Regions from separate parts of the Homo sapiens genome. Here all the other regions are linked to region 4. The links are chromatin contacts, found by Hi-C or POLR2A ChIA-PET in ENCODE. All regions are on one chromosome and are shown on one strand. The core of a region is the stretch at or near the end of the contact, and the rest is flanking DNA. Distances in the headings are between cores, read along the strand shown.

Region 1 (3,445 bases), core at 251-2,750, 670 kb before region 4:
TTAGGATCTCCAAAGTAAATAAAAAGTGGTACTGCCGAGAGTGAATTGCTGTGGCAATTCCAGGGAGAATCCTGATTTTAGCACCACTGTACCAAATTTGTCATTTAGGGAAGCTCTTGTTCCCTTTATTGAGTTTCACTGTAGCGAACAATTTCTGCCTGCATCCCTCGTGTGTCCTTTTGGTTTATTATCTTTCACTGTGAATTGAGCCTCTACAATCAGTTTCACGGGAAGCCTAATTTCACTCACTGCTTATACATATGAGGAGACACCCCTCCCTGCCTCCCCCTCTCCCAATGTTCTTATCAAATGAAGAATTGTGGATAAGGGTTAGGTGCAGATAAACATGAGTGTAGCACTTTCAGAAAGGTCGTGATCCCCCCCATAAGGTGCTTCTTGTTATGCCTGACCTTCAGATTTTCATCATCAGCCCGCCTGACAACTTAATAATGCAGAGGAGCAGGATTCATTTCGCCCCTCTGAGAAAGCCAGCACGGGACGCCCTTTTCCCTGATTATTTCCCTGCACTCCCGGCTGCCCTTTATAAGCCAACCAGAACTCCATCAATCATGCCCCTCTCTTCCCTCGCCTCCTCAGCCCCCAGTTCTGAAGACTCTAAAGCTGCCCTGTTCCTTTTGTCTGGGGCTGGATTGTGTATACAAAGATCCCCAAAATGGGGGTGGAGAGGCACACCTTTAGCAAATAACTGCTCCCCTTCCCAATCCCTGCATCTGGGTCTGAGGATGGTGCATTTCTTTTTCTTTTTTTCTGCTTGTTTAAAGAAATGCTTTTAAAGTTCTCATCCTTATTCGTGGGTAGCGTTGTCATGCACCATCTCTCTTAACGAGCTCCTGTAAATGCTGGGGTTTAAATAACCTGAATGTGAGTTAGAGGTTTTTTAGTCTTTTTTGGACCCGTTTCTTCGTTATGGTGAATATTGTTATTATTAGTGGTTTAGCATTCTAGAAGCAGCTAAAGGCAATGAAGCCTGTTTCACATCTTCTTCCTCAGCCCTTTTCTCCTTTGGAGTATGAGGAAAGAGGGAGAGAGAGGACAGAAAAACAGAGACAGGGATGAAAGCATACAGACAGAGGATAGGGAGGGAGAAGACTCAGGCTTGTGGGAGTAATCAGGCATTTATTTCACCTTGGTCAGAATAAAAGCGACATGCAAAAGTTTTGAGGGAAAAACATGAGTGCTTTTAGAAGGTGATGATATAGATTGGAATTGGATTCTAATAGCTGTAATCAACCTGTTCTATAAAATATGCTTGGACTTCACTCTGTACCTTGCAAGTGTTTTCCTGCAAATAACGAAGAGGTTTTAGGGTACAATATAGACAGGGTGCCACCTAAGGTGTCCGTGTGTGCCTTTCTCCAGGTCCAGGTCCGTGGCCTCCAGCAGCTGCCTTTCTGTCTTGAAAAAGGATACCATCTTCCCGAGGCTAGCAACTCAGCTGGCTGAGGGAACATGAGCCCAGCCAGCTAGTAGACTTGCATCCCAGGTTGCTGGGTGAGCAGGATGGAAACCTGTGCCCAATCGGATTGGATAGCAGGTCAGGCCAGCACACATGAGGCTACTGCCCTGATGTTGTTTGTTTTGTTAGGTTTTTAAGAAAAAGAAAGGAAAAGACTACGCTGTGGAAAATACAGTAGATTCACTTGATTGCCAAACAGTTGTTAAACAAATAAAACAGATCTCAAATCATCTTCGACAATAACAAAGCCAAGAGGTAAGGGCAGAAAATACATCACATAATGTTTAATCAAAGACATACGTGTATCCTTTACTTCGCAGCACAAATTCAAAACCTTTTGTTAAAATAGAAAACAAGTTACTCAGTTTCATTTTCATTCTCATTGTTTTGTTTCATTCTCAGTGACTGGCCAGCAGCAGCCTCAAGGTACAGGATCTCTAAGTAAACACAAGAGATAACGGACACATATTTATTAAGGGCCTAGTACATTCCTAGTTTTTAGTGAGATGCCATGATGTTCAGAGCCTGATATTAACTGGAAACTTGTAACATAGATGTGTGGGGAAATAGAAATCAAGATTTCTGATGTTAACATCTTATTGTAAATACCTATTTCCAGAAATGAATAGAATTAGTTAGGAACACCAGACTTAAACTTGGCTTCCAAGGATTCATTGTGCATGCATGTCCCTGAGGTTGCATTTATTTATTTACAAATTTTAGAATAAAGAAGTCACTGTACTTATAATGTGGATTGTTCTGGAAGATCAGAGATGAAAACCAGTACTTTATTTTGGTACTCTGGGAGATTAGAGACATAGGAATGATGAGTAATGATTTGCATTTTCCATGAGTATATAGTAGTTTTTAGGCTAGGGTAGACTTTTCATCTGAGAAGATCCCTCCTGAAGAAGCAAGTTGAAAGAATATAACAAATTTATCTTGACATTTCTTGAATTTGATGCTTGCCAGACAACCAGGTAGAGATATCAGTGGATGGACAGTTGTATACATGAGTTGTGGGTGAGATCAAGACTAAACAGATTTGTTGAAACTATGAGAAAGGATAGAAAAGTGTGCATAATGAGAAGAGACAGTAAGAGGGAACCCCAAAAAACACTAAGATGAAATGATTGCTGGAAGAAAGAAGCCTATGTATGAAGTAGAGAAAGGTTAAGAAGCCTAAAATAAAATTGCTTTGTTTATGTGTTTATTTGTTTCTTTAATATTCCTTTCACCAACCCCAACATGGAGGTTCCTTCAGGGCAAGGACTTTACCAATCTTGCTCACAGGTGTACCTGGAATATAATAGAAAGCCAAATAAATATTTATTTACAAATAAAAAGGAGTGGATAGATAAAAGGAAAACAGAGAGAGTGTAGTACCCTTTCCTATTCAACAGGAATATGGAAGTAAACCCTAACAAAGGAGAATATTAAAAATGCAGTATAGCAGAGAGAAGTCGTAATTCAAGGACAGGAAAAACATAAAGTAGACTTACCAATTAGGAGGTCATTGGTGATTGGCTAAGAGATCTTTTGACACAACATTGGGAGCAGAAACTGGATTGCTAAACACTGAACAAGGAAAGAAGGTGATAAATCTGGGCTGCTGAATGTAGAATTTATTTTCAAGGAGTGTTTAGATAACAAGAGCTTAGGCTGGGCGCGGTGGCTCTCGCCTGTAATCCTAGCACTTTGGGAGGCTTAGGCAGGTGGATCACTTGAGGTCAGGAGTTCAAGACCAGCCTGGCCACCATGGTGAAACCCCGTCTCCCCTAAAAGTACAAAAATTAGCCAGACATGGGGGCATGCGCCTGTAATCCCAGCTACTCGGAATGCTGAGGCAGGAGAATCGCTTGAACCTGGGAGATAGAGGTTGCAGTGAGCCGAGATCGCACCACTACACACTCCAGCCTGAGCCACAGAGCAAGACTCTGTCTCAAAACAAAAACAAAAACAATAACA
Region 2 (3,563 bases), core at 262-2,761, 880 kb before region 4:
CCCTAACCCGGTTGATTAACTACTTCTCATTACTGAAGTACCCCAATGAAATAAATCAACAGCATTTGTTGGGTACCCATACGTTTGTTGAGATTTTGGTGAGATGATGTCAATCATGCTAGTTCGGCAAGAATATCCCCATTTCATGGACAAAGTAACCCAATTTCAGAGGAGGAAAAGCTAGGATTTCCATACTGGTCCATGACATGGAGCCTGCAACATTATCACATGGCCTCTGTCCCCATATTCCCGTGTTCTGAAGGAAAAGCTGCCCAGTTAATGAGTAATTGTGCCATGCATGGCTTGAATGGCTGTGTTTTTTATAACAATGATACTCAAACTTGAGGTCCATGGATTTTATAAAATCACAGAAACAACTAACTTCACTTGAAGGGTATGTACTTCTATTTTTTATTTTCTACACAAGTGAATTCCTGATTAGACATTTTATTGAGACAGAAATGAGTGTATATAAAGGAAGAAATTCTAAAATATTTGTTCATTAAGCCCAGTGACTTGAAAATAACCTCAAGATCAATTAAAATATAGGAAGTAGAGGGAGCCATAAGTTGTGGTATGAGTTTAAAAGACCACATCACAGAAAAGAAAAAGATTTTTTTTAAAGTATCAACAATAGAAATTGTTCTAGAAGTTTATGCGCAGGAAAATTGGGAAGCCCATGCTTCCCAATTTTCTTTGTGTTTTAAAAAGCCATGCATACAGCTCTTGCTCTTTGATTTTCCCAAAATGAATCTGGAAGCCTCGAATTAGCATTAAATGGAATAATTTGTAAGTGCCCCCTCCCCTCAGACACTTACCCTTTCTTTTATTGTCTAGAATTTTGTTGGAGGTATCCTTGGACTCCAACAGGCAAGTCTAACTTGCTTTTCTAGTGTCATACCCAAAATACCAATTAAGTTGAATAGGGAAATGAATATACTTATAAATTTTTGACAGCCACTGACGGCGATAAGGCAGTCCTTGGCCATAACTTGAAATCAGTTATCAGGGGATACCAGAGGAACAGAAAGTTGTTTTTGCCAAGCCCTTGCAGCCTCCTTTCCTCACATTGGCCAGATGGCCTGGAGGTGGCACTTGCAGCTGCTTCTGGAAGGAACCTGCTGCAAACACACAGGCATCCTTGACACTGCCACCGCACTTGCATTCCAAAGGGAAGAAGTCCTGTTTGGAAAAGAAAAAAAAAAAAAAAATCAAATGGCTACCTCTTGCCCCAACCTCGCTGTCCCCTACCCCTATGTTCTGTCCAAAAGAAAAATCCCTCAGCCGCAATGGTTGTTTTTATTAAATTCTCCTCAATAAAAAGCTCAGGCAGGATTTATTAGGTACTCAGGGCGGACGTTTAGTATTTCGCCAGTTATTAAGTGAAAATCAATAGAAAGCAAAGAAAATGGAAGTCACTGCACTGTTAGCGCACTGTTGTCGCCCAGATATTATGTCGGCTGTCTTGTAGATTCATGACAGACGAAAGAGGCCGGGAGAGAACTTTCTGCTTACATTGCACGAGCCAAAGTGGGGTTATTCATTAGAGCAGGCAGCCGGCCAGATGGATTTCCAGTTCAGTTTTACCATTTATCTTTAAAACGCCTGTATCGAGTGAGAAAGAACACTGATATTATGTGATATCAATGGCAGGTTTATGTATCTAAATCAGGATTTATTGTTATTTTGTTCCAAAGACCTTTTTTTCTCAAGAAATACCATTTCACTGGAAGAAAATAATAGCTAAAACCTTGTCAAAGATAACCTTTCATGCTGTCCGTGCAGCACTAGCTGTAAAACAAATAGAACCCAGGATATAAATAGTTTTAACCACATCCTTACAAATCATTTCTTCTGAATCTGTTTTCCCCATTTCAATATATATATATTTTTAATGCCACATACATGATTTTGGGTCATTCAATGTTTTCTTTGCCTGTAGTTTAGCTCTAAATAATGTCAGCAATTATTTTAATTCCATCTAAAAGCTTTAGCTGTTTTGTGTTCTTCTGTGGAATGCCACATTTCTCAAAAGCGTTCTTTGGAAAAAGCAAAGAGATCTGCTGTTTTTTTTTTCTTCCCTGCCTTAGAATGAGCTTTAGAGTCAAAAACACCCATCATCTTTTTTCAACTACTTCAGGGTCTTCAAAAGCTAGGACATGTTTTCTTTTCACTTGAATTCACATTTTTGGTAGCGTCCGGGTTTTCCGATTCCCTCTCATCTAAAGGACAGATTACAGGAGACCTGGGCAGATCCAATCTCCAGTCAATCCTGCTAAGTAACAAAGGTGGCCAAATACCAGGATGAACCATTGTATCCACTTTATAAACAGCTCTCAAGAAAATACAGTCAATATATTTGTAAAATGTCATTAGTGACACTTTGTGATTAGGAGAAAAATTATACCTGGGTTTTGACTGAAGCGGTTGCCAATAAAGAAATGTGAATGTATTTTTAAGCTACCTTATTTTTACTTTTTCTATCCTTTGGGTTTGGGAAAAGAGAAGATACATTTAGGTTTATATGGATCAATATTAGATAGTAGCCAGACAAGGTTATTTAAAGACCAATATACATTTATGCATTTCTTTTCTTTTTTTTTTTTTTGAGACAGAGTCTCGCTCCTTTGCCCAGGCTGGAGTGCAGTGGTGTGATCTCAGCTCACTGCAACCTCTGCCTCCTGGGTTCAAGCGATTCTCCTGCCTCAGCCTCCCGAGTAGCTGGGACTACAGGCGCCCGCCACCACGCCCAGCTAATTTTTTGCATTTTTAGTACAGACGGAGTTTCACTGTGTTAGCCAGGATAGTCTCGATCTCCTGACCTCGTGATCTGCCTGCCTCAGCCTCCCAAAGTACTGGGATTATAGGCGTGAGCCACCGCATCTGGCCAATATGCACTATTAAGTGTCACCGACTTAGAAAAATTATCTAAAAACCAACTGAAAGCTTTTTGCTACCATTGGACAAAAGTGCTATTATATTGAAAAGTAAGAAAATAAAAGTAAAAGATAGATTATAAAATAGTTGTTCCTTAATAGTCTTCTTTATCTAACTAACTAAATTCCTCAAACATATTGAAGAGCTCAATTATACCAGGAATCCCTTCTTGTAGTTTTCTATTTAGCAGTTTTTCGCTTTTTAAAACTGCATTGACAATCCAAAGGGAACTTTCCTTTAGGATGGCGCCCTCCAATAAAACACAGAAAGTTCTTTATAATTCTCACTTTTTAAGAAAAACTATTCTAAAACCCTGTATAAATTTTGCATGTGTGTTTGGACCTGTTGATCAGGAGGCAATAGAGAATAGTGGTTAAGAAAATGGGCTCTGAAATTAGATTACATAAGTTCAAATCACAGTCTGTCACTCCCTGGCAGTATGATTTGGGGAAATTATTATAGCACTATGCCTCAGCTTTCTCATCTGCATAAAAAAGACAATAACCTTATAGATTTCTTGCCAAGAATACAGGGGTCAGTATAGGTAAAGTTCATAGACTATCACTTGCTCGATGTTAAGTCCTCAAAGCATTAGGTAGCTATTACTTTGAGTATACAAAATCCAG
Region 3 (3,851 bases), core at 600-3,099, 790 kb before region 4:
TAGGAGCTTTAGGGTAATTATCAGGGCACGTTCTTAGACCCAGTCTTCTTCTCTGACTACCTGCCCAGAGGATGCAGAAGACCAGGAAACTCAGCCTGTTCTTTTGTCTTTCTGTTGTCCCACACTGCTCAGTTCTTTCTACCCTTGGCTATTTTGTTCTGACCTCTGCTCTACCTGGTATTATTTCTTCTCTATTTTCTTCCAGATCTTGCCCATTTATACTTCTGTCCCCCTTTTCTTTCTGCTCTTAGAGAAAATAAATAAATTTTATTTTTAGAAAAGCTAGTTACGTTTGATTATCATATGTAGTCCTTATCTGTATCTGGGAAAAGGCAAGCTATACATTTTTTAAGTTAAGCTAATCATAATGAAAAATAGCATCAACAACCATTGAAGCTCTTCTTGTAAGTGTACTAAAAGAGCTCTGGAAAATTTCTATAAAACTTTTGTCCTCCTTCTTCTCTAATTCTACAAATTTTCTTTAAATACCAAAAGCACAAATAACTTCACAGATATCTCTTATTACATATGTCTATCGATGTTGCAACAGAATTGCTCAGAATTTCAACCATTTGTAGGTTTTTTTTTTTAGCTAGCCTGGGAGCCTATGTGCATTTAAGCATTTTCTAAGGAATTCTCTGTTCTAGATTTCAAAGATGCTAATATATTCTTTTAGCATTCCCTAAATTTTCAACAATAAACTCACAGCTTTGCAGATTCTCATTCTGGTTCTTGGAGAGAATGTACGTCTTTACATATTTGCAGATTCATGTGTGAAACTTCAGATGAGCTTTCGGGAGCCTTGTGTTAATTAAAAAAGGGAAATCAATGGGCCTGTGAATCCACCTTTTCCTGGGGTTAAAATCCAAGAAGAAATTAAGACCAAGCTAAACAGAAAAACTACATGGGTGGGAGAAATATTTACCATGTATACACAACTCTCTCTCAAGCACACATAAAATACATTATTTTTTTATTGAAGAAAAAAGATATTAAAAAATCCAGTGACTGATTTTGCTTCTTGAACCAAATCAAATATTTTTTTGTCCGAGCTCTCATAACTGCAGTCTGCAGAGGTCACGGCCTCAACTTTCTCCTTCAGATGGTCTGCGAGTGGAATGTCCTTACCATTAAGGCTCCTTTTGTTTTCCTTGGGAGGGTTTTGCTTACACTGGCAAGCGGCTGAGACGAACCAAGGTTCTCTAGACTCTGTTTATTAGGTTTTTATCTTCTTATCAGAGTCTTCCTTCTTAAATCATGTCAGCATTTTACCACTCTTCAGGGATTCCTGGTGTTTTATTGTCTATGAACTGCTTGGGGGGTGGTCAGGGAGGGAGCTCGCCTAACAAATATAACATTTATAGAATAGTAGAACCAGAGAGGACGCCGCGCTCACTTATTATTCCCACACTCACCCGACGTTTCCTCTCCCCCTGCGGGTGAGGAGCCCCCGGGAAGCCCCTTGCCAGCTCAGCCCACGCTTATTTGTCAACGAAGTGACATGGCTTCTCTGTGGACAACCTGCTTTTCAGTTATTTTGAGTGGCTCTTTAAGCCCATATGTACTTGCTTAAGCCATTTTCAATCATCCAAAGAGACCATCGGGTGAGTGGGCGATTGCTTTGAACTTGAGAACATTATTGGGTTTCATTCGCAGATGTAATCTGGATGTAGGGGGTCCGTTTCTATACCTGCTTTTCCTACCACATCGGATTCAGACTTTAAAATAGCCTCATGCCAAAGTGTCCAAACTTCGTAGTCTAAGCACAAGGTTCGGAGGGAAGGTGAGAAAAATTGCCTAGCTTTAGCTAAGGCAGGGTTTTTATGGGGCAGTGGAGGGAGGTGGCCAGAAACCAGGAAGACAAGAGGAATGCTCACTGCTGGGAAAGTGAGTCATCTCTTTTCCCTTTCATTGCTACCCACATGACTCATCATAGTATTATATTTTTAACCATAGGCTGATTATGTCTAGTCACATGTGTTTAAAACAAGTTCTAAAAATAAGGTTAATTAGGAAAAAAACACCTTGTCAGAAAAAAAAAATCCACATCTTTTCATTGAGGTCATAAAGTGACTTTATTGTTATTAATACATATTGGTTTCAAAAGTGGTAAAAACCGTAAGACAATGGCAATAAAACAACTCCTAAAGAGGCATGAGGTTCTAAGGCAGTAGATTATGCTGATATGTGAATTCTTATAGATATAAATTAATTCTATGTATTAGGTTGGTGCAAAAGTAATTGTGGCTTCTGCCATAAGCTCATATAAGATGAGAGTTTGATCTACAAGGGGGGATTATAGTTATTAAAGAGCATTAAACTGCTTTCTAATGTTCATCTATCCTTTCAAAAAATATTTATTGAGTGCTTACCTGTGTGAGGCATTGTTTATCTTGGAATCCCCAGTCTACAGGGACATGGCAATAACTGCCTGGTGTACACACTGGTCTATGTACTCTTGTCTTAGTGCATTGTCCCGGAGAATATACAATTCTCTTTCTAGTGATGAGTAACTGTTTACTCCTACTCTTTGTTAAGACCTCAGGGTATGTATGTTCAGTATTCCATGGTAAGGAAGTCTGAATTCGATGGAGGATCACATGGGTTTCTTTTTTATTTTTTTCCCTCTAATGAATCTTGAATGACATTTCTTTTTCTTTAAGAGCATTTTCCCTACTTATTAAAGCAATAAGTTCTTGTGGAAAAGTGCTTAACATAACAGTTTCACGGCCAGCTTTCCCTTCCAGCTGATAACATCGCAGAGAAAGACGAACACAAGGCTTGGAAATTTGGGACTAAATGCTAACATGATTTTTTAGATAAAAATGAATAGTAATAAAAGAAGTTTGAAATTTTATCATGAAGACTTAAGTGCATTTTTCAAGTGAGTTTCTACTTAGCTTTTTTTTCCCCCTCAATTCCCTTATCGCTGCAACTCAAATTTGAGGGACTTATCGTCTTCACTAATCCATCACTTGAGCTTCATTTTCATGATTTTCTGTGACTTGAGTACTCCAACTATTTAGGGTTCCCCATACTGCCTCAGCATCAACATAATTTCACCTTCATAATTGATTGATTGTACCTTTCACAGAGAAAAATATGAATAAAGGCCTGGATTTTACTAGAATGTAAAAGATAATTGCTAATATAATAAAACACTTGGTAGGACTACTGCTCTCATGAAGTTTAACCTTCCAAGGCTTTCTAAACTTAGTAAAATTATATTAGTCATCTCCTTGTTGTTACTATTATAATAATTTCTTAAAGATACGATGGTTGACTCAGGGTTATTCATTTTTTCATCATTCATTCAGCTAGCATTTATTTATTAGCTGCTGTCTTCCAGACTTAGTGTCAGGTATTAAAAGGAAGAAGAACTAAACGTAATACTTATTTTTGTTATGAGCTCCTACTTGAGTTTCTTAAAGTTTGATTAGCATGTAAAGAAATATTTACAATACAGTAGATAAGAGCTATATGGCATCACAATGGGGAGAGCCATGGATATTTCGAAGACCCAGTCAAGTGGAAAGTTAGGTTCCAAAGAAAAAGTAGGAATTTAGGGGAGGAGTTCATATTTCAGGCAGAGAAGTGTTAGGCTTGGGCATAAGGAAAAGAATGTGCAGGAATTGCCCTGGGGAAGGCACAATTTCCCAGTAGCTGGCAGGTATTGGAGGAAGTGATTGAGGGGATATTAAGGGTTAGGATACCGTTTAGTAATGAAGGTCCCCTGTGCCCTGCAAGGAGATTTGTGAGGTTCACCCCATCCCTCTGCATCCACCCCAGTGAAATCAATTTTCAGACTCTATGTGGTCAATTAGCCTTATTAATTACAAACATTTTACTAC
Region 4 (3,442 bases), core at 488-2,987:
GGGCGGGGGCGGGGGGCGGTCAGGGGGAGCTCGAGCGTGTGAAACTCTGCCTCGAATCTCGCTTTTGACTTGGTCCTATGAGCTGAGCCAACATGGCGTCTCCCACTGCACCGCGAGCGCCGGGCTGCCAGGCTCGGCAGGGCCGGGTAATAGAAAACACATTGGTTACCAAAAAGAAAAAAAGGAGGGCGGGGGGCGCTAAAGGCCATTCCGTCTGCAGGCAGAAAACCCTTTTTTAAACTCTTGCTGGCAAGTGAGTCCGGTCCTCGGTTCTTTAATTAAAGCAACAGAATTCGTAAGGAAAATATTGGTAACGCTGTACCTTCTCCCCTCCCCCTCCCATATTCAGGAGAGTTGATTTCCTGTCCCCTCTCCTTCCAAGAACCAAATTAGAAAAATAAAAAGTCTGTATCCGCAAATGATCTTAAATGTTTGAATGGTATAGGGGGATGGGAAGAGGACGGTCTTTACAGACCTCGGTCAGTTCTCGCGCTCATTAATGCAGGGGCTGCGCCGGGGTTTGCGCGGGCCCGAGCGGAGCTGGGGCGCGGTGGGGAGGGCGGAATGCGAACCCCGCTGGACTTGGGCAGAACTTGCTGCTTTTGCACGCCCAAGTTGTGGGAAAGGAGGCTTTCCGGGCGGAGGGTTGATTGGGGGGTGGGAGGGTCTAGCAGGGGCTGAGGGCCGGTTCCAGGCGGGTGGTCGCAGACCCTAGAAATGTGTGAGCCCGCGTGGACTGTGCCCCTGGCAGGAGAGCGACTGCAGCGGAGGACCCTCTTTCTCTAATAGGTTTGAGAGTGGGCAAGGGCGGCCGTGGGACAGACCTGGCCTCCTAGAGAGGGTCTTCTGAGGGCCTCTGCAGAGATAGTGGATCCGGGCCCAGGCTCCCTTCTCGGGCGGATGGGATATCGCCCCGCCACGTCCAGCTCCATCCCCAGCCCCGGCCTGGACAACCCTCTCCCTCAGCCGCCTGGGATACTCTCTGAATTCCAGGCCTCGTCAAGATTTATTGAAGTTGGGCTTAAAAAACGTGCTTCAGATGATTTTTCCCATTTTCTCAGATTTCAAAGGCTCCCTGCAGTGCGGCTGCCTAATTAATGGTGAAATTCAACTAAATCTAATTATGCAGTAATTTTAAAGCAGTTAGTGCTGGGCGTTGGTTTGTAATAGGACCTCAGTTTTTTAAAGTTTGCTTACTGTGTTGGTTTAGGGGAAAGCTATTTTTTGTATGGTAAAGAAAGACCGGGAAGTAGTACTACTGGAGGAACCAGAGGGCTAAGAACCGCTCCCCACCCCACCTCTATCTCCATCCCCAATTCTATCTCGTTTTCCTTCTGTTTTTTCTATCCCAAGCACACGGTAAAAAGCTGAGCAAGGTGCTAACCCAACAAGGAGACCCTATTTCATAGCCAAAGGGGAAAGAGAGAATCTTTCATACAGAGACACAAAGGGCTTGGTATCTGTCCTGGAGGCCTCTGTAAATGCCCCCAAACCCGGGAAGGGATTCTCATCTCCTCTAATAGAGAACAGATTTCCTCCTCTTAACATCCATTGTCATTAAGGCGCAAAGCTGACTCTTGGAGTTGTAAATCTTATCGTCCTTCTGATAACACACTTGTAATAAGTTAGCGTCCTATTCAAAGTGAATTGTAAAACTGCCTCATTTAATATGGCATCTGTGTCATTAAAACTTTTATTTTTCTCCCCCTCGTGTCTTGCAGGTTTGGCCTTGGGGCTAGCGCTGAAGTCTCTGCCTATGGGGCCTCTGGGGTAGGGCTGAGGGGAAGAAAGGTGTGAAAGACGGGCTGCCTGGATTCAGCCTCTGGATCTTAGACCGGGGTGAGAGACCCGAGGCAGAATGGGCCTGGGGGGTGGTGTCCCTCTATCCCATCTCCCCCGGAGCGGCCCCCTCGAAATGACGTTCCTTGAAAGAAACATGCTTGTGATTAGCTAAGCAAACACATCTGCTTTCGGAGTTGGGCCTTCGTTAATTAGCTGAACAAAGGGCCGTTTTGCTTTTTACCTTTTGCTGGGGAGAGTGTGTTATTTCAGGAGTGTTGCGGGCCCTCCTCTTTTCAATTGCAGCCACGACGTTAATTTTATTGGGATTACTGATGGGAAATGAGGTGGCGCAGGCTTCCGAGAGGAAAAGCTTGATCATTACCCCCTTTGGAACTATATTTTTCCACCCAACCTCCTGCTTGAGAGGAGGGGGTGGGGGGCGAACTGCGCTGCAAGTTCGGAGCAATTGGAATCAGGCTCGCGGTGCGCTGATCTCGGGTGACAGAGCGTGTGTTGAAGCTGAACTCTATAATTTGCGCTTCTGTTCCTTTATTAGGCCTGGACAACGAACTAATGAGCTTTGGCCCAGTACAATGTCACTTGTATTTATTTTCTTATGGCAACTTTGAGATAGCGGAAGTGTTCTTTACCAAGAGCCAGGGAGGGCCCGGAGTCCTGCCGGCTGCTGTCCCGGCCCGGGTCGGTGGCTGCGTCCCGGGGGAGCGAGGGCGCGGTGAGAGCGCGCGCAGAGCCGGCAAAGCTCGGGGACTGGGCTTCTAGGCGAAGCTAATGGGGCCCTCAGGAAGGCGTTAGGCCCTTTGGAGGCCCAGGCATCCCTACAGGAGCAGCTCCCTGAGGATGAGGTCGGGGGGCGCGGGGCAAGTCCAGGGCAAGTTCCCAGGCACGAGATGATGGAAGGCGCGAAAGTGGCATGGCTTCCTCCTGGCGCAGAGCAGGGGGTCCTTCCGCAAAGACTGCCAGGCCAAGGAACCCTCTGAGCAAGCAGATGTACTCCGCCCGGTGGCCTGGGCGTCTGCTTTCTGCTGCAGGAACCTGGCCCAGCTCTGTTGCTCTCTGGGTTGGGGGTGAGGTGGGGTGAAGAGGATGCTTTAAAGGAGTTCTTGGGGTCCTCGGCATGCGGGGACTCCCTCCCTTCTCTTTCTGGTTTGGCCACTCCAAAGGGTCGAAGTTGGAGAGGCCTGGAATAAAGTGAAGAAGCAGTGGGGGTTGGAGGGACAGAAGGGTCGGCGGAGGCAGTGCGGCGTCCCTTGTTCCCTGGCAGAGAGAATACGAGCCCACCACGGGGGGATTGTGGGTGGGGGGCAAGGGAAGGGAAGCCCCAGGAACTGCGAGGGGAGCGAGTACTTCTCTCCGCAGCCTGTCACTTTCCGAGGCTCCCGCCAGGCAGCCCTCGTTAATAACGCCTAGACACCGTGCCCCTGCCCGCCCCATCTCTCCTTGCCTCTCCTCACTTCATCTCTCTGCCTTACCACCCCCTCCCCACCTTTTCCTTCCTTCCTGCAAATGGGTGTTAACGTGGGTCTTTATGTTCTGTCTATAACTAGGATGTAATCACGCACCCCATGCCTCTCTCTAAAAGCATTTCATAAATGTCTATTAAAGCGCTACGAATGTAAGATGAATTTAGTGGCGCGGCTGC
Region 5 (3,582 bases), core at 571-3,070, 900 kb before region 4:
AAACTGCCTTGTGGAAAGGTGAGTGTCCCCCTCTCCAGGAAGCCCTCTGTCTGCATGCCACCCTCCTTCATTTTGCCACACCCTGAGCTGCTTTTCTCCTGAGCTCCTCCACTTGTGTGTATTTCTCATTAAGACCCTCTCTCTCCCTCTCTCTCCCTCTCTCTCCCTCTCTCTCCCTCTCTCTCCTTCTCTCACTCTGCCTCCTTTTCTTTTTTTTTTTTCCTTTTTTATATTCCTCCACCCCCCCACTCTTTCTGTCAGTCTTGTCCGTTTCTATACCATTTCCATGGTAAGGTGTTCCCTGTCTCCTGTCCAGCCTGCGCTGGTCTGGCCACCTCCCTCTGCTCACTCACGGTCTCTTGCTAGTAGTGGTCTAAGGATGATGATCTAATTTAGAATTCTATGCTTTAGAAAAGAAACAGGATCGCTGGGTGTGGTGGTGCACACCTGCAGTCCCAGCTACTCAGGAAGCTGAGGCATGAGAATCACTTGAACCTGGGAAGCAGAGGCTGCAGTGAGCCAAGATCACACTGCTGCACTCCAGCCTGGGTGACAGAGCAAGATTCTGTCTCAAAAAAAAAAAAAAAAAAACGAGAAAGAAAATTAAAAAAAAAAAAGAAACGGTAAGAAAAGAGTACAATTTTTTTTCTCTCCCAGCACATCATAATTATAGCAAGTTATTTCTGTTAATCAGCTCACAGAACACAAACAAGTGGTTCAGGAGAGGCAAGGTGCGTTTGGCCATGAAAGGCCAGGGTTCACAAGGTATCCAGAGAGGGCTTTGTCAGGTCACACCATCAGACACATAACAGGGCAATTTCTCTTTCTTAGCCTTAACCCTCAGCTGGGAGTTAGTGTAGGGAAGGCCTTGCTCTTCACAAACACTCCAGGATAAGGCGATAAGAAGATTACAAGTAAAGCCTCTCTTTAGCTATTCCACATCTCCTGTCAGACAGAGCAAGTTAAATTACAGTGCAGGCCACAAATGCATTGATCATCCACTAGGCTTGTACTACCCAGGATTTTAAAGATCCATGCCAAGGATAAGTGACGTCATCCAGCAAAGTTTATTTTAGCAAGGAGGGTAAGCCAAGTGCAAGGAGGTGAGGTTCTGGGAGACGGCCCTAACTCTCCAATGCTGAGTTCAATTCATATGTAATCTTCATCAGTGAATATTTCCTTACAGCCCATGAGAGGTGTTGAGAGAACACATGGATGATACAGCCTGTGCTCTGAAATGACTTACATATGTCTCTCTCAGCCTCCAGCCCCTCCCTCATCTTATAAATCCAGTCTCAAAACACAGAATACATCCCTAAAAATGGCATATTTCCTACTTAGAATTACTTTGTAAGTGTTCATGATGAAGCATGGCCTAAGTCATATGAAATTTTAGATCCTCTATTCTTTATGCATAAAATGTAAAGTTTCTCTGTTCGGACACAATGTTCTCTTATAATAAGCTTCAGTTATCCCCTTTCAGCCCATAAAACACATCGTGTACTTTAACAAAGATATAAAATTCTTTAAATGATTTTGATAGTCCATTCATACAAAGAAGATAGGCCTTTTTGAGGCTATAACAAGAAAAAAAAAGATAAATCATTAGAAACACTTAAAAATTCTGTACATGACTCTCTTCTTTATTAAAAAGACCCATTGTAAATTGGAAAGTTCCGAAGTCTTTGTGGTGAGGGAGAATGAATTATAATGACATCACTGGGTCGTGAACTAGGCCCACTGGCTACTTTCCAGAATGAAATTGACTAGGAGAGATCAGATGAGCCCATTCGTAGCACAAGACATCTGGGAGGCAGCCAGGGAATCGAGGTTCAAGCCCCCTATTTAGGACACACTTCCTCTTCCTCTTCATCATCAAATACGATCGTGATTTCCCAGGCAAGGCAGCTAGCATAGCAATGCATTTCAATTCATATTCTAAAGAACACCCAAAAAGTTCTTTGTACTCATTCCTCAGTGAAAGACCTCATGAAAAATATTAACATGTCAACATCTGGCTGACACCTTTGGTACATTTTCATCATGTTGCTGATGGGAAGCATTTTGCCTTCAAATAAGCATAATTTGCCAGTCTTTTCCATCTCCTTTTTTGTCTCTCTCCCAGAGTAATAAATGGTGTCTGAAGCCCAAGAGAAACTCATTTCTGTTAACAGATCATTTGTAAACCTTTAAGGGCAGCTAGTGAGAAAGGGGCATTTTTTTTCTTCTGTCTTAACTTTCCTGGTTGTCTTTCTAAATGCAAAATGACACCTCATTCAACGCTTTCTGGTGTCATCTTAATCTCCCTTATTTTACACTTTCTACCTTTTTGATATTTGCTATAGACTGCATGGAGGCTTTTTACCTAATACTGTAATACCTATTATCTGAGGCATTTAGGTATATAGGCTCTTGCCAGCTAAGAATAATGCAGATCAATTGGATGTCAGCAGCCCAATAAAGTCAGATAGTTTATATATATATATATATATATATATTTTTTTTTCAGGGCGGAAAAAAAAGCTATTTCCCCACCTGACCTTACAGCCAGCACATTTCAATATTAATATATTTTATGCATGCATATGATAACGTTTTACTTTCCTTATGGTTCTGTGGGGAAGTCTCACTTCCCTCTGCAGAGGATTATTACCTATTCTGAGGGATTATGATTATAGATACTTACTAAGACAAGAATAATTGACCATAAAAAACCTTTTATATTCCCACAATTATTTTTGCATTGACTAAAAGTGTCAAGAAAATCTGATTTTATTAGCAGGCCTCTAATTTTGCCTTCATTTAATTTTTTATCTGGCTTTCTCCCCCCAATATGTTTTTAGTCTGAGATATCTGGCAGTTGTACAAAAGAACAATTTGTTACAGAACCTTTACCGAATGGAAGTTCTATAATCCAAGCATAACATGAAGCATCAAATAAAATAAAAATGTATGAGATCAGTAAAGGGGGCATGCTCCAAGGTAAGGAACCGATCTAGAGCCTAGAAAAAAAGAAGTTTAAATCAAAATGTGACTGCTCGGCTATGAAGTAAGTCTGTGGAACAAAGGGTCAAATGCAGTTTTGACCTTTCATTCCCCTCCACCCACCAATAGGTCAGATCCCGTCAGCACTGAGCCTATTTCCAGTAAGGAGCAAGAAGCAGAGCTATGTGTATTAAGAAGCAGTGTGGAAAACTCTAGAGGACACTTGAGGGGAAGAAGGAGAAAATACACTTGGTCTTCCGGAAGTAGGGATGGAGTGGGCAGAAGAAGTAGAAGTGACACGGTACCCATTTGACCCTTGAAAACAAAACCAGCTCTGGTAACCTCATTTGCTTCTTTCCCCGCCTCTGTCCCTCAAATATTAGAAACAAGACAAATCCAAGATCACAAATGGATATTGTGGTTAAAGGCATGACTGCAACTGGAAAGAACTCAGGCTAAAACAAGGAGGAAAAGTGTTCCACTTCTACTACTAATTGATAGAGGATTGTTGGCAACTCCCTTCTGGCACCAACATTCTGTTGATTCTAAACGTATTCCCTTTTCAGATGACAGATGATGCAGTGGAAAGGAGAAGTG
Region 6 (3,957 bases), core at 718-3,217, 980 kb before region 4:
TTAAAAAAGATCTTATGTTACAACATGAAACAACATGTTTTACAGTACTCAGAATGGTCAGATAAATAAAACAGCTCCAAGTTCAGAGCTTTGTGGGGGGAAATGTATTTTGTAACATTTCATTTAGAGCAGAAAAATTTCCCCACTGACAAGGGAACATTTGACCCTAACATAATGTTAAGTTCTACCCACAGCTGTTTGAGGTAATGGGCAATAGAAGACTCTGGGCTGCCTTTAATGATGTTGGCTATAAGATTACAATCATTTCCCATTCAGAGGGACAGTTTTGGACATTTTGGTCCGAGTTGAAAGTATGGAGGAGAATTTATAAAAAGCTACCTCTGCACATACCTCCAAGGAGAGAGAGTAGGAATGAAAACACTGCTCATTTCTAGGCCATATTCAGCATAAATGCCAGAAAGATCATGTTAGTTTATTTGGGAACTGTCTTTGGGGGCAGATTTGATGTGTTGATCACAGCCAGGTGACTTCTGAAATCATCATTCATGCTTTGGGGGGGATGTTGGACAGAGGAGGCAGAAAGGGAAAACAACTCCCAGAGCCAAAGTTTTGCATAAGATGGTAACAATTGTCAGTTTCCACCTGGCAATAAAACTCCCCAGCAAGCCCTTCTGCTAATACACGCTATATGGCAGTAACCGTCTTTCTTTCTCCTATGGAGAGTTGTAAAGTCATAAAGTAGATGAGTATTACTGATTTTAACCTGACATATTTCCCTGTTCCTTGAATTTGCACCTTAAAAAAAGTGTAGCCTTGACACATTAGTATTGAACACTCTTGCCCTCTTGTTGAGTACGCAGTAGCTTAAAAAAAATACTCATTTTCTTCATTCCATGCCCCTACTCCTTCCATTTTTCTTTAAAAATTGCCTGTAGTCACCACAGCTTTGTTATGGAGGGGAAAAAGTAACTTGAGCTATACCATTTGTAGAGCACTTTGGCGTTTACTCTTTAGTGTATATTCTCTTTCTTAAATTTAAAAACATATTAAAAGGGAGGTGTTTAGCTCCCATTTGGCAGATGGGACAACTGAGGCTGAGCTTGACATAGCGCGTTTTCCCAAATTCTGCAGCAGTAAGTAGCAGTAGAGCGCAAACTAATGTCCACGTGTAACTGGCATCAATACCCAAATAAAGTGCCTTTATTTATTATAGCACCTGACAATTACATAGCAACTTCAATTTTTCGGAAGTGCTTTTCTTTTTTTCCCTACATCATTTTCTTTAAAAAATAAGTTCAGTAGAACCCAGCCACATTTTAAAGTTGCCCAGAATTCAGAAGCACAGAGAAGTGATTAAACTTATTAACAAAGATACAGTCAACTAATATGAACGTGATATTCCTTTTAGATATCTATGAACACGTGTTCTCTTAATGATTATATGCCATATCTCTCCATGTATTATCTCAAGGAAGAAAATAAACATGGATTTTCATGAATGTAATTAATGTGTTCCGAGACAACACTTCACGTTTTACTGAATTCCCTATGTACTCAGTTCTAAGGTCATCTCTCCAGAAGACAAAATAGCCCTTTTTGTTAAGTTGTCTGGAGGTTTGGTTTGTTTGTTTATTTGTGTGTTTGGGGGCGGGGGGTACATCAGTTTCTCTAGAAAGCTGGCTCCTGCGTTCTCAGGGGTTATAAAAATGGGAATCATTTTTATTGGCAATCCACTGGAATAGTGCTGAGACAAATGGAAACTTGAAGATAAGGATCCTCTGAGGTGAGAACATACAGCTGTTGGGAATTGCTAGAGAATCTGACCAATAAAGGAAGTCACTATTTTTCCAGGCCTGAAGTGAGTTATAGGGCGAGACGGGTGTTGTATATTTATGTAAGGCAGCAGCAGGGAGTTTAAGCGGCTGTATATTGCTGAAAGAGCATCATTCACATTCAGGCAGAGACAAAAGGTGGAAATGAAGTAACATCCTGGCTGAAGAAGGCCTCACGACAGAATAATAACATTTCAGAGAGGGGGGCCGTGTGCGAGGCTGTGGGTAGGCCTCAAAATGAGGAAATGATCAAGATGCCTTGTCAGGCCTTCAGAAAACAGTTACACACACACACACACACACGCTCACACACACACACACACACACACAGGCACTCAGGATTAAGGCCTGGCCAAGCGTCCTTGGGAAGGAAAGTCATTTATCTTTCACAGAAACGCGTACACAATTACCCGCAACCTTCATCAGTACAGTCAGCAAGATAGGTTAGCCAAAACTACTAGAAAAAATATATATCAATACACATATTACAGTTACACTTCCATTTGGTATTTATTATTATCATGTACTCTAGCCTCACTGCATCAGTGTGGATACTAATTCAGGACAATATTTGAAGGACTAAAGTGGTTCTGGCTGCTCAAAAGACTCAAAGGAAGGGGGTAGGCTGGGGGGAAGAGACTGTCTTATCTCCTGTGTTTATTTATTGTGTCCTTTTGTTTAGAGGAAGTAGCGAGAAGAAAGGGGTCATGAAATTACACGCCTCTAATGACAAATGGTGAGAGGAGAGACAATCCACTTCAGAAAAATGATCAAAAGAGGAGGAAAGAAAGAATTTTAACATTCAAAAAATATATGTAGCTAGTCCGTGAGGCTCTTCTAAAACGCTGCACTTCTGTTTGGTAGAAATAGTTTAGGGTGCACCCAAATGCTAATGAAGATGTTATCAAATTTTTAAATGGTAGATTGCGTTGAATATTTCAGAAACTTTAGTCATTTAGAAAAAGCCTAATGTAGATAGAGTAAGAATCTTCTGTCACACAGGAAGCTCTTAGTTAATACTAAATTAGGGTGGTTATTAAAACACAGGATGGCACAGAACTGGGATGAAAATAGATATATTTTATCCTTAAAGTTTATTTGTCTTTGAAAGCAATATGACAATTATGAAAATTTTAAGTAAAATTAAAAGACGTCTTTGAAAATGTTTGTGGGCCGTGGACTAGATTTGTGAATTTTCTGTATTAGGACCAAGTACGATGAGATGTCAGAGTGAATTTATACTAGACAAACCATTCACTTACAACCTCATGAGTATCTTGCTTAAGTTTTTAGGGAATAGTAGAATCACAAAACGAATACACTTGTTTCTCTGTTTTTCATTTATTTTTTCTTCTGCAGCTACACAGCTAAATATTAAACAACTACGAAAAAACAAAGCAAAAAAGAATGCTGAGCTGAAATCATTTAATTTCCTTCATTGACCCTTCCTTAACATTGTGACAACTCAATGTTTCAGTCACACCAGAGGGGTTTACACATTCAACTCCAACATTATCAGAACATGGTATTTAGGAGGCTTTTCAATAGCCAAAGGCTAGGAAGACTAAGAATGAACACAGGGCTCTTCATCTTTCTAGAATATGAGCAATTCACAAATGGGAACAGTTCATACTGCATTCGCAGGTGAACTTACCCGGCACGGAGCTGAAGCCAAAGATTTCTAGGAATGACAGCTTCAGCACATCCGTGAAATGATCCTACTTGCCAATTTCCTATTTTTCCACAGGGGACATCTGAAGGGCTGGGGTTGTGCAAATTCATTTCTGGCTTCTGAAGCATCAGGTAATGGCTACTGCCAGAGGCAGGATTCCAAAACCATTAGCCCACTGGTCTGATCGCATATGAAAAAACCTAATATTTTGACCACACAACCCATCTCATGGCATGCTGGCCTGGTACTAAAAATGCATTGATGAAGAACATATTGTATTAGGTCACTCATTGAAGCATAGCTTAGGAGTGCTTTGAGAAAAATGCCATTTCCACAGGATTTGAGCTCCATTGAGAAAAATAATGTCTTAAACATAGATTGTTCAGTCTCCACTCTGTTTGTATACACACACACACACACGTATACACACATACACATATATATACACACACACATACAGAAAGAGTCACATATATATAAGGAATTTCTTAG
Region 7 (3,422 bases), core at 837-3,336, 720 kb before region 4:
ATCGGGGAATGTTTAGAGAACACACAGCTTTCATTCTCCCCAAATTCTATATTATATCTATCCTTTGGTCAAGCCAAATAAGGTGACCATTGGTAATTAAATTACACCATCTTTCTCTCTTCCCTAAGATAATTTCTCTCAACCATCAGTGCACACTGGGAATCTCGGAGAAAGTAGCCCAGCATTGCTCTTGCTCATCCGTCAAAAGGTTGCCTTGAATATTGTTCACTCAGGTGTACAGCTTTCCCCTATGAGACTCCCAGGGAGAAACACCTGTCTGAAATTAGTACCAATAATAGTTGAAAATCGCCAAAGCTACTGGTGATTACTTATTTCATGGATGCTATAAACTATGTATCTGAAAATATTTCTCTTCACTTTGGCTTCTAGGAAGCTGAAAGCTAACTCTTAAATCTGCCCAGAGGATCAGTAAATACATTGTGGCCAATCTTATTGGTATCACTTTTTCACTATACTTTTTTTTCAAGTTAATTTTAATTCATTCACTTATATTATTTTAAGTATACCTTAAGGCAGACTCAATACTGTTCCAAAGACAACAAAAAAGGTAGGAAGGGAAAAGGAGAATAGGCGATAGTAACTTCAGAACGGTGATGTGCGTGAGAGTATGGTGTCAGTTGTAGACTGTTGTGCAAAAATAATATATTTACACTATTAGTAGTAGAAGTCATATCTAATAATGGTGTTAATACTATTATCAGCATTAGTATCCCTATTTTGGTAAGACAGTGATGAGTGGCAGGAAAGAGAAGAAGAGAACTGGCATTAAACCAAACTTGGTGCTAGCTGCTGAAGGCAGGCAATGGCATCCATTCCTCAAGAACGACCCATGAGAGGAGGGTGTTCACATGCTCACTGTATAACTGAGGAAACGGAGGCTGGTGGAGCAAGCTGGTGGAGGACCAGCATTAGTGGTGCTCAGGACGCACTGCTAATGCTGAGGCTGGTGTTGCTGTCCAGGTCTATCTGCTTCCGTCTTTGCGTTCTTTATAGCACCCTGTGGACAATGAGGCCAACATTCAGCCCTGTTTGTTTGCATACCTCATTTGTCTCAGAAAATATTTAAGAGGGTAGCACCTGTTACTTATTTTACGCTTAAAGCTTCGGAAAAGATTCCCTTCCTTGCAGAAGTCTTTCCTGGTTCAGTCACTTCCCTTCCATGTTCTCCCACTGTCACCACACACATCACGGTGTGTTCTTACCTTGAGTGCCCACTGGCTGGGAGCCTCCCAAGGACAGGATGGCAGTCCTGTCCAGCACTGTATTTGTGGGACCCTAGCAGACTACCTGGCTGATGGCTAGTGCTACTCAATAAATGTTAAATAAATGAGTGAGTGGCGACTGGAAAGTCTGAGGCTGCCAAGGGGTGTGTGTCTCACAATTTCTTCTTTGTGTCATCTCTTCCATTGCAGATGAAGAGCCATCTTCTTTCTTTTTATGGCTAGACCACCCACCTTCCCATTGACCGACTGTTATGTTGTCTGCCTCTTTAAATATCTTGTTACTTTCCCACCAACATTTTCAACCTCTCACCCCTTTACACTAGGTCCTCTACCAGTGACGAAGTATTCCTGAGTATCTTGTGTCCAGTTGTCCCTCACCCTAGCTGATCATCCAAACTACCTGGAGACATGTTGAAATCTGAGCCTCACCTTGGATTACTAAATTGGGATTTCCAGGATTAGGCCTAGGTATTAGTCTTTTTTTAAAAAAAAAAAAAAAAAAAAAAGCAAAACAAACCCCACCAACAATCCTTTACTCCCATAAATAAACCTCCTTTGTGGATGTAGAATCAGTGCTCGACAGCAATAGCTCACTCCAGATAACACTACTCATGTTCTGTTTTGAATAATTTTCTCTTGCTATTATTTCCTTCCAGATTGAAGCTTGAAGACAGTTTTTCTTTTTCACATAAACAGTGAGTTTATCATCTGGTCCCATCTCATTCTTCTGAATGTGCATAGACAAAGGTGTCTAAAAAGGTAGAATGCTGAATACTTTCTCAACTGGCAAGCTGAGAGAAAGGGAAACAGGCAGAAAGGGAGACAGGACAAAGCGGAAGGGCTCATGCTACACAGATGAGCACATTTATGCCCCATATTTCCCAACCTCTTCAGGGAAGGTTGAAGTATGAGATTCTTGCCAATAGTGAGTAAAAATAACAGTTTCACTTTCAGTTGGAGGTTTATAAGCAAGGGTGTGAGTTCTCCATACCCATCCTTCTCCCACCACAGAGGCCTTGAAAGATGTGTGTCCCAGAAGCTATATAACCAGGTATAAGCCACATGAGTCCCTCAATCCTCCTGGAGAAGTGTTCCACCCTGGAGAGCTGCTTCTCTTCCAGAGGACTTTGAACAAGAAAGAAACTATCTTTCATGTGATAGGCCACTGAGAGCTGGAAGTTTATTACCACAGTACAGCCTTTCCTATTCTGATTAATACAGAAATTGGAAACAGAAGTGAGAATTACTCACAACAAAAACTAAGAATAATTGCCATTGGCTGAGCAGTGGGGCAAGAAGGTGAGAAAATGAATATCATATTTGGGAAATATTAAAATATGGAGCTGCTTGTCATGCAATGCTCAATGTATTATACATTTCAAAACTGCTTAAAGAGTGGATTTTAAGTGTTCTCAACACAAAAGATAAGTGAAGTGATTGATATGTTAATTTGCTTGATTTAATAATTTCTAAATGTACGCATATATCAAAATATCACATCATACCTTAAAATGTATACAATTATTGTCAGTTAAAAATAAAATAATACAAAAGAAGTAACTTTAAACATTTCAAAACATATGTATAGAAAGCCTGTTACCCATGTTCATTTGGGAGACGGATGCTACCTATTGAAATAGGAGAAGACTTTGGAAAACAATATTTAGCTGCTCTTAATTGAATTTGGCAAGATATTATAAGAATGAGATGAGCTCAAGAGAAAAACAATGCCAGTTTGAAGGCAGCAATGCAAAGGAATAGGGTGATTTCAGATATTCCAGGCCCTATAAGGTTGGAGAATATGAGGACTTGTGGAGATGAGGTTAACAACACTTGGAGGGACAAGTGCTAGGTGAACATTTCATTTGATAAAAAAACTTCCAGGGCAAAGATCAAATTAGGTGTATGGAACCCTCTTCGTTGATTAAAGTACCTGATGGCAAAAGTCATACTATAGTTATGTCCTCCTCTGTGAAATCAAAAGGCCACCAAGTAGCCACCATAGAGTAGAAAGAGGAAGGCCTAGGAGAGAGGCACATGAACAGGAAAAGAAATAAAACTGTGAAGATGCTTTGGAGAAAACCTTGGGTAAGATTTGGGCACAAAAAACAGTGGAGGCAGGCTGGGCATGGTGGCTCATGCCTGTAATCCCAGCACTTTGGTAGGCCAAAACAGGTG

What was found. Hi-C counts contacts between places; a loop is a spot of excess contacts on that map. ChIA-PET counts read pairs that join two places held with the same protein, here RNA polymerase II (POLR2A). Pooled maps may share reads with other maps.
Region 1: a loop to region 4 is called in a pooled map, with 3 times the contacts of the local background. The contact joins the enhancer-like site here to the promoter of SCDAL in region 4. A Hi-C loop is called at or near these places in 2 of 37 single-sample maps with no recorded cell type and 3 of 50 pooled maps. POLR2A ChIA-PET finds 5 or more read pairs at or near these places in 1 of 52 experiments (BJ).
Region 2: a loop to region 4 is called in a map of ovary, with 7 times the contacts of the local background. The contact joins the enhancer-like site here to the promoter of SCDAL in region 4. A Hi-C loop is called at or near these places in 10 of 168 maps with a recorded cell type or tissue (adrenal gland, aorta, endothelial cell of umbilical vein and 4 more) and 10 of 50 pooled maps. POLR2A ChIA-PET finds 5 or more read pairs at or near these places in 3 of 52 experiments (AG04449, Caco-2 and HEK293).
Region 3: a loop to region 4 is called in a map of endothelial cell of umbilical vein, with 4 times the contacts of the local background. The contact joins the enhancer-like site here to the promoter of SCDAL in region 4. A Hi-C loop is called at or near these places in 4 of 168 maps with a recorded cell type or tissue (ascending aorta, endothelial cell of umbilical vein, mammary epithelial cell and 1 more) and 6 of 50 pooled maps. POLR2A ChIA-PET finds 5 or more read pairs at or near these places in 4 of 52 experiments (BJ, HEK293, IMR-90 and 1 more).
Region 5: a map of gastrocnemius medialis shows a loop between it and region 4 (2.5-fold over the local background). The contact joins the enhancer-like site here to the promoter of SCDAL in region 4. A Hi-C loop is called at or near these places in 4 of 168 maps with a recorded cell type or tissue (endothelial cell of umbilical vein, gastrocnemius medialis, heart right ventricle and 1 more) and 6 of 50 pooled maps. POLR2A ChIA-PET finds 5 or more read pairs at or near these places in 1 of 52 experiments (HEK293).
Region 6: a loop to region 4 is called in a map of endothelial cell of umbilical vein, with 11 times the contacts of the local background. The contact joins the enhancer-like site here to the promoter of SCDAL in region 4. A Hi-C loop is called at or near these places in 1 of 168 maps with a recorded cell type or tissue (endothelial cell of umbilical vein), 1 of 37 single-sample maps with no recorded cell type and 7 of 50 pooled maps.
Region 7: a loop to region 4 is called in a map of posterior vena cava, with 2.1 times the contacts of the local background. The contact joins the enhancer-like site here to the promoter of SCDAL in region 4. A Hi-C loop is called at or near these places in 1 of 168 maps with a recorded cell type or tissue (posterior vena cava), 3 of 37 single-sample maps with no recorded cell type and 2 of 50 pooled maps.

What each region holds. Positions count from the first base shown.
Region 1 is chr15:95,667,856-95,671,300 of GRCh38, forward strand. No RefSeq gene overlaps it. Among named protein-coding and RNA genes, the nearest start is that of LINC00924, 240 kb to the left of the region's middle. Within about 2 kb of position 1,501, at least 5 of the 41 ENCODE cell types and tissues checked have a DNase peak (open chromatin) inside an H3K27ac peak, as active enhancers do.
Region 2 is chr15:95,463,205-95,466,767 of GRCh38, forward strand. The region is part of intron 3 of LINC00924 (long intergenic non-protein coding RNA 924); the gene reads left to right. LOC105370993 (a long non-coding RNA gene) reads right to left here. Exons shown (of 3, transcript NR_188326.1): 2 at 1,516-1,605; 3 at 383-1,182. Among named protein-coding and RNA genes, the nearest start is that of LINC00924, 32 kb to the left of the region's middle. Within about 2 kb of position 1,512, at least 5 of the 41 ENCODE cell types and tissues checked have a DNase peak (open chromatin) inside an H3K27ac peak, as active enhancers do; they include endothelial cell of umbilical vein and ovary, where a contact is called at or near this core.
Region 3 is chr15:95,555,847-95,559,697 of GRCh38, forward strand. No RefSeq gene overlaps it. Among named protein-coding and RNA genes, the nearest start is that of LINC00924, 120 kb to the left of the region's middle. RefSeq lists an enhancer at 1,754-2,048. Within about 2 kb of position 1,850, at least 9 of the 41 ENCODE cell types and tissues checked have a DNase peak (open chromatin) inside an H3K27ac peak, as active enhancers do; they include ascending aorta, endothelial cell of umbilical vein and mammary epithelial cell, where a contact is called at or near this core.
Region 4 is chr15:96,341,160-96,344,601 of GRCh38, forward strand. SCDAL (stem cell derived angiogenic lncRNA) reads left to right here and starts at 1,738. Exons shown (of 2, transcript NR_198964.1): 1 at 1,738-1,839; 2 at 3,406-3,442. RefSeq lists enhancers at 1-200, 201-721, 722-1,241.
Region 5 is chr15:95,439,151-95,442,732 of GRCh38, forward strand. All of the region lies in intron 1 of LINC00924 (long intergenic non-protein coding RNA 924), which reads left to right. Among named protein-coding and RNA genes, the nearest start is that of LINC00924, 7.8 kb to the left of the region's middle. Within about 2 kb of position 1,821, at least 2 of the 41 ENCODE cell types and tissues checked have a DNase peak (open chromatin) inside an H3K27ac peak, as active enhancers do; they include heart right ventricle, where a contact is called at or near this core.
Region 6 is chr15:95,363,864-95,367,820 of GRCh38, forward strand. No RefSeq gene overlaps it. Among named protein-coding and RNA genes, the nearest start is that of LETR1, 39 kb to the left of the region's middle. Within about 2 kb of position 1,968, at least 3 of the 41 ENCODE cell types and tissues checked have a DNase peak (open chromatin) inside an H3K27ac peak, as active enhancers do; they include endothelial cell of umbilical vein, where a contact is called at or near this core.
Region 7 is chr15:95,618,990-95,622,411 of GRCh38, forward strand. No RefSeq gene overlaps it. Among named protein-coding and RNA genes, the nearest start is that of LINC00924, 190 kb to the left of the region's middle. Within about 2 kb of position 2,087, at least 2 of the 41 ENCODE cell types and tissues checked have a DNase peak (open chromatin) inside an H3K27ac peak, as active enhancers do.